Regions from separate parts of the Mus musculus genome. Here region 1 is linked to region 2. Evidence: chromatin loops called from intact Hi-C (ENCODE). Cell type or tissue: heart. All regions are shown on one strand. Each heading gives the region's core, and the rest is flanking DNA. Links, peaks and the distances in the headings are about the cores only. Region 1 has its middle 15 kb from the start of Gm30609. Region 2 overlaps Prickle1 (prickle planar cell polarity protein 1).

Region 1 (2,920 bases), core at 292-2,791, 390 kb before region 2:
TTTTTTCCTTTGATTTTGTTTATATAGTGTATTTCATTGATGGATTTGCATATATTGAAGCATCGCTGCATCTGTAGGATGAAGCCTACCTGATCGCGGTGAATGATCACCTCTGCTGTGCCTCTCTCAGGTAAGCAAAGTTCAGTGAAGATGTGAGACCAACAAGCGTTGCACAGCTAGCTCTATAAGCAAGCCTAACTCAGCCCCCGTAACTGTCAGTTGAATCCATTCCGAACATCATGTATCCTCCACAGGTCTTGCATCGGCATGTGTCTTGGATCTCAGTACATGCATCCGTCTCAGCTGACATCACTGTCAAGCAGCCCAAGTCTACACAAGTGGCAAGAAACTGCAGCACACCAGCAGAGGCTTGTTGGCGTGTTTCTGTCTATGGAGTCATGACAAATGCAGCTCAACTATGCAGTGTAAAGTAAGCCAATACATGTGTGTTGTTAGCAAAGAATCCTTTATCACGTGTCCTTTCACATGCTTGCTTTAGCAGAACATCCTTTCTCCTGTGTCTGCTACAGTGAAACATTCCTTCCTGAGGCTGCCTTGGCCTTTCACTTGCGCCCACTTTAGCTAAACATTCCTTCATGTGTTTGCCCCCGCAAAACACCATTCAACTGACTTTCCAAAGAACCCTTAAGTTTTCACTTCATAGAGGTTAAATCTCAGTGAACGGTTCATATGACTAAATCACTATAACATTTTATCACAAGAATTATGGAGAAACATGAAAACAAAATACATGTCTATCTATGTTTTATATAAATGTTCCAGAAAGCAATGTGAAAAACTTATTGGATTTAGTTTTTTAATGTATGTTTAATAGTATGGATGTTAAAGGAAAACTACATTCCTCTTTAAGTGTAGACTTTCTAAAACTAATTTTTTTTAACTCAGAAACTATTTTTTATCATATTTGGTAACTCTATCGGTGAGCAATGTTTAAAAATCATTAAGGTGGACAGGAGAAGAAAGCTTATTGATGGGTCATGCTGTAGTGGCAGTACTATAAGGGGCACACAAAATCTGTCACCAGGACTTTGTGAATGTCTGGATTCTTTGGAAGGGGAGTGAAGAATAAAAGTTTAAAGACAACCCGGGGTTTGGAAATGACAGGAAAATATCTGGTACCATCCTGAAAAATAGGAAAAACGTAAGAAGGAACAAAGGCGAGATGAATGAAGGTGGTGAAGTTTGAATGGGAATGACACCATAGCTTCACAGATCTGAATGCTCGGTCACCAGAGAGTGGCACTGTTTACAAGGGTTAAGAGGTGTGACCTTCTTGGAGGAAGTGTGTCACTGGAGGTGGGCTTTGAGATAGGCCCAGCGTCACCCCCTCTTCCTGCTGCCTGCTGATCCAGATATAGAACTCCCCTCTTGGCTGCAGTACCATGCCTATCTGTGCACAGCAGTGCTTCCCACCAAGATAATAATGGAATAAAACTCTGAGTCTGCATGCCAGCCCCGATTGCATGAGTTTCTTTATAAGAGTTGCCCTGATCATAGCAATGGAAATCCTAAGATAATACTTCAACACAATAAAGGCATATATGACAAAACCACAGTCAAGATTATCCTAAATGGAGGAAAATTCAAAGTAATCCTATTAAAATTATGAGACAGGGATTTCTTCTCTTCCCACTTCTCTCCAATATAGAGGTAAAAGCTCTACTCATTGCAATAAGAAACATCATGGAAGAAGGAACAGAAAGATTGCAAGAGGCAGAGCCCTGGCAACTCTGCCATGTGTGCACCTTTTCCAGAAAGTTCCATATGAGCTTTTTTTTAGTCTGAATAATATCGCATTGTATATGTTTCTTTATGCATTCACTCAATGATGAACACCTTTTACATACTATATCTTCAATGTGTAAGCCTTTTACATTCTTAACTTATTCCTAGCCTACTATTTTTGCTATCATTGTAAACTTATATGTGTTGTTAGTTTGGTGTTTTCATTTCATGTATGGTCTTTATTGGTTGGGGTAAATTCTCTCCATATTTTGTCGGAGTGGTTTTTTTATCATGACAAGTTGCCAAACTCTGTCAAATATTATTGTTTCACATCTACTGAGACAATCACTTGGTGTTTCCCTGCATTCTATTGAAGTAGCATATCACATCAATTTGCAGTTGTTAACCATTCTTGATAGATCTTTCTATGTTTTATCCTATTATTTTTGCCTTAATGTTCATTATTTCATTCCTCTTTCTAAAACATTGATTTTAGCTTCCTCCTTTTTTAGTGTCTTCAGATACAGGGTTTAGTTTGAGACGTTTCTCCTTTCTTGATATAGGCTTGTGTTCACTGTAAAATTCTCCTGCAGAACCGTCTTGACATTTACCAAAAGCTCAGTGGCGTTTCTCTAACACTGGGCATCATACCATACATTCTGCATCACTCGAACCGGATTCACAAGCCTGCAAAGTCTGTTGGCAGCTTAGCATTTACCAGGTTACCAATGCCAACAACGAAGAAGGACGTGATTCCTCCGAAACAGTACTGTAGCTTAGGCATAGAGGTAGCTAATACAGCATCCTATACTTAAATACTCAGCTAACTGACATTTTTTACATTTTTTGGTACCGGGTAATAATCAGTACTGTTAATAAGAGTTTGCACTAAGACTCTTTAAGTGTTTTATGGCCAACAACAACAGTAAAATGCCTGTCACTAACTCTAAACATAAATGTTTATATATGTGTAGATACATATATAGAGATAGATAGATACATATATAGATACATAAATAGATACATATATAGATACATATATAGATACATAAATAGATACATATATAGATACATATATAGAGATAGATATATATCATGTGTATGATATTTGAATAAGATTTACTTCAGTCTTGAGACTTCCTTATTATCATTTTGACACATAATGAATCTCTTG
Region 2 (2,920 bases), core at 151-2,650:
GGCCAGCCAGCATAAACCATCAGCAAGTTCTAGCTCTGTGAGAGACTTTGTCTAAACAAGAATTAAATAAGGTGGGGAGACATGGAGGATAATGCTGGACATCAACTTCTGACCTCCGTGCAAAGACCTACACTCACACACACACACACAGTGTTTCTCATGTGAGCATAGAAATGTTTATGTCATCTGAGCAACATAGACTCCTCCCCCTCCCCCCAGGAAAACAGTTCTGTGTTTTCTCCATGTTATATATGTTCTTCATTCACCTCTTACCACTGTGAGAATATTAGAACTGTGTAAATCCAGGTATAAAATGTTCTACAATGACAAGGAATAAGGGATAGGAAGGAGGTGTTTCCCTGTGGTTATGCTAAGGGACCGTTAGTTTTCTCCTGGTTATTGGGTAGAGATGTGTAGAGTTGCATAGTGGTGCTTTTAGAAAGTGGGTATGGACAAATGATTGGGGGGAGAAAAGCAGAGTTATCTGGAGGTCAAGCCGTGCACTGCTAATAGTGCTGTGCCTCTAAGCCTCAGCAGCAAAGGGAGCCAGCGCCTCCAACAGTATGTCAGAGACCAGGATTGCCCAAGGGCAGCAGAGCTGCTCTGTCCTTCTGGACTCCTCCCTTTGGATATAAGCATAAGCCATCCCTCAGCACCCTGGTAACCAATAAACCTCCTTGTTTATAGTAATGCTGAGCAGAAGGGGTGGGGGGGGGCGGAGATTGGCTCCTGCTGTGGGCTGGTGCGTGAGCATCCAGGACCATCGGAATGGGCTGGCCAGTAGCAACCAGGAACCCTTGCAAGCCCGTTTCCCTTGACCCTCTCTCCTGAGGAAGGCGGTGGAAAGAGACTTACTTTACAGCTTGGGGCATGCTGATGTCATGACGCTTCTGGCACAAAGATACGATAGAATAATCAGATCCCTCTCTGTGTGCCAAAATGACACGATTTTTCCACGAGCTGTTCCTGAACCGCTGGTCCACGGGCACGGCCTGTTTCCAGTTATGGAGTGCGGGAGGGGGCTCGGCGGGGTGGGGGTGGGGGTAGGGTAGGAGGAGGGGCAGGCCTCTTCAGACAGTTCGATAATTCTTCCTATGTCTGTCTGTTTAAACTACAAGCTCATAGTCACATCTGAAGGGACTTCTTTGAGAACACAAAGACAGTACTGCCTCCCGTGGTCATTTGCCTATGAGGTAAAACCCCAGATAGGCAGAAGCCGGTGTAAAACATTTGAAAACAGAGAAAGCAAGGGAGCCAACAGCTGCCATTCACTTTTTATGTGACGCCTCTCCCCCAAGTTTTGTTCTAAAAAGTTTTTAAATCAACTGGCTAGTTAAGCTGACATTGCATTTTTTTTCCCTCCCTGGGAGATTGGAGCGATCCCGTTCATTGCCAGCACGTTACATACATACTCTTCAGAAAACAAGTTAGGGGCTGTGTTATTTCATATGTCTTGGTGCCCGGTCCTACTTGTGGGTTTGCAGCTCCTGCCAGCTCTGCTCTGCTCTTCTGTTCTCAGTAGGCCTTTGGAAAGAGACATGTTGTCCGTGAAGGGTGACATTCTACATTGAGATGTCCCCCTCAGTGCCTTGAGTCCTCTCCCATAGACCCACCCTGCCCTTCTTTTATGGAGGTACTGGGCCCACAGTTCACAATTATGGTCTGTGACTTTAGTAACAACTCTGTTTGAAATGTTTCCAATTACACATGAGATTGGCCCCTCGAAGCAGCTGCGTGCCGAAAGCATTTCCTAGTGTGCTCCAAGAATCAGGCTGTGATTGCTTTTAATTTAAATAAAGGCTATTTGGCTTCCTGTGATTTTTTTTTATAACCACCTTTTCCTCAGTTTGTATTGCCTTAAAAAGTAAAAACAAAAAGAGGCCAGTATAGAGTAGCCACCAGTTTTCTAGGATACCATTTGCCTTGAACACTCTGAACTTAATAAAAGAAACTTAAAGAAACATTGTGTGCCATTGGGTTTCCCCAAGGAAGGGGGAAAGGTTACCTGGTAAGACCTTGTAAGTAGCTAGTGTTTTCAGGTTTTCTTCCTTGTTTTTCTTTAGAGACTATCGTAATTATACATTTAAGCCATTGGCTAGCATCTGACAAGTTGTCTTTTATTCAGGTTATTCCACTTTACCTTTTGAAGGACCTGGAAGAATGGTTTAAAACAAAAAATACTAAAACAGGACAGAGAGAGAGAGAGAGAGAGAGAGAGAGAGACAGAGACAGAGACAGACAGAGAGACAGAGAGAGAGAGATTTAAAATATACTTAAGACAAAACAGGAGATAGCAAATAATTTCATCTATTCTACAGGCACCAAATCTTCCTAATCTACCGCCCCTGTGGCCTCCAACTTTTTTTTTTAAACACAGTGGTGGCTCTAATCCGCTAATAGCCAGCAGATATATTTGATATACTGAACTTGAAAATAAGAAAATACACAGCCTTGGGACTTGGCTAGTGTGGACTGTGATCGGACTGGGGGACTCTGTTTCCAGAAAGGTTTTCTGCCCCCTCCCCCTGAAACACAACACCCACAGCCAGAGGGGATCCGATGCACGGCCAGGCGCTGAGGTGCTTCTCCGGAAGGCTCCTCACACGGGCTCTTTCAGTGCCTCAGAAGCATCCCAGAGAACAGAATGCTTCTTTGGGTTCAACAGTAGTTGACTTACATACATGCCAGCGTCTCTCCTGGCACTTCTGGAAATTTTCCACCTCACAGTAAATAGTGCTATTTGGTCCAGATTCGTAAATGCCACGTTTCATGGAGCCCCTGCAGGAACAGCACAAATTCACGCAGGGTCGTTGAATCCTGGAGGTTAGATTACTGACTAAATCCCAAATGCGCCCAGTAACCAGGTCTGCTGCGATCTTTCATCAAATTAGAAGGAGTTAGCTTAGTCTGGGTAGAACAG

Evidence for each region. Peaks named below come from ENCODE experiments on the same cell type or tissue, not always from the same donor. Only the 100,000 strongest peaks of a DNase experiment are listed, where the experiment ranks them.
Region 1: it touches region 2 in a loop (11-fold over the local background); 5 of 42 quality-filtered maps call a loop at or near these places.

What each region holds. Positions count from the first base shown.
Region 1 is chr15:93,976,115-93,979,034 of GRCm38, reverse strand. No RefSeq gene overlaps it. Among named protein-coding and RNA genes, the nearest start is that of Gm30609, 15 kb to the right of the region's middle. In heart, for the core only: a CTCF peak has its summit at 1,266; no DNase peak of the experiment used is centred there.
Region 2 is chr15:93,589,890-93,592,809 of GRCm38, reverse strand. All of the region lies in intron 1 of Prickle1 (prickle planar cell polarity protein 1), which reads left to right. Among named protein-coding and RNA genes, the nearest start is that of Prickle1, 4.6 kb to the left of the region's middle. In heart, for the core only: CTCF peaks have their summits at 564 and 1,180; DNase peaks (open chromatin) are centred at 639 and 809; H3K4me3 peaks cover 1,433 bases; H3K27ac peaks cover 1,677 bases.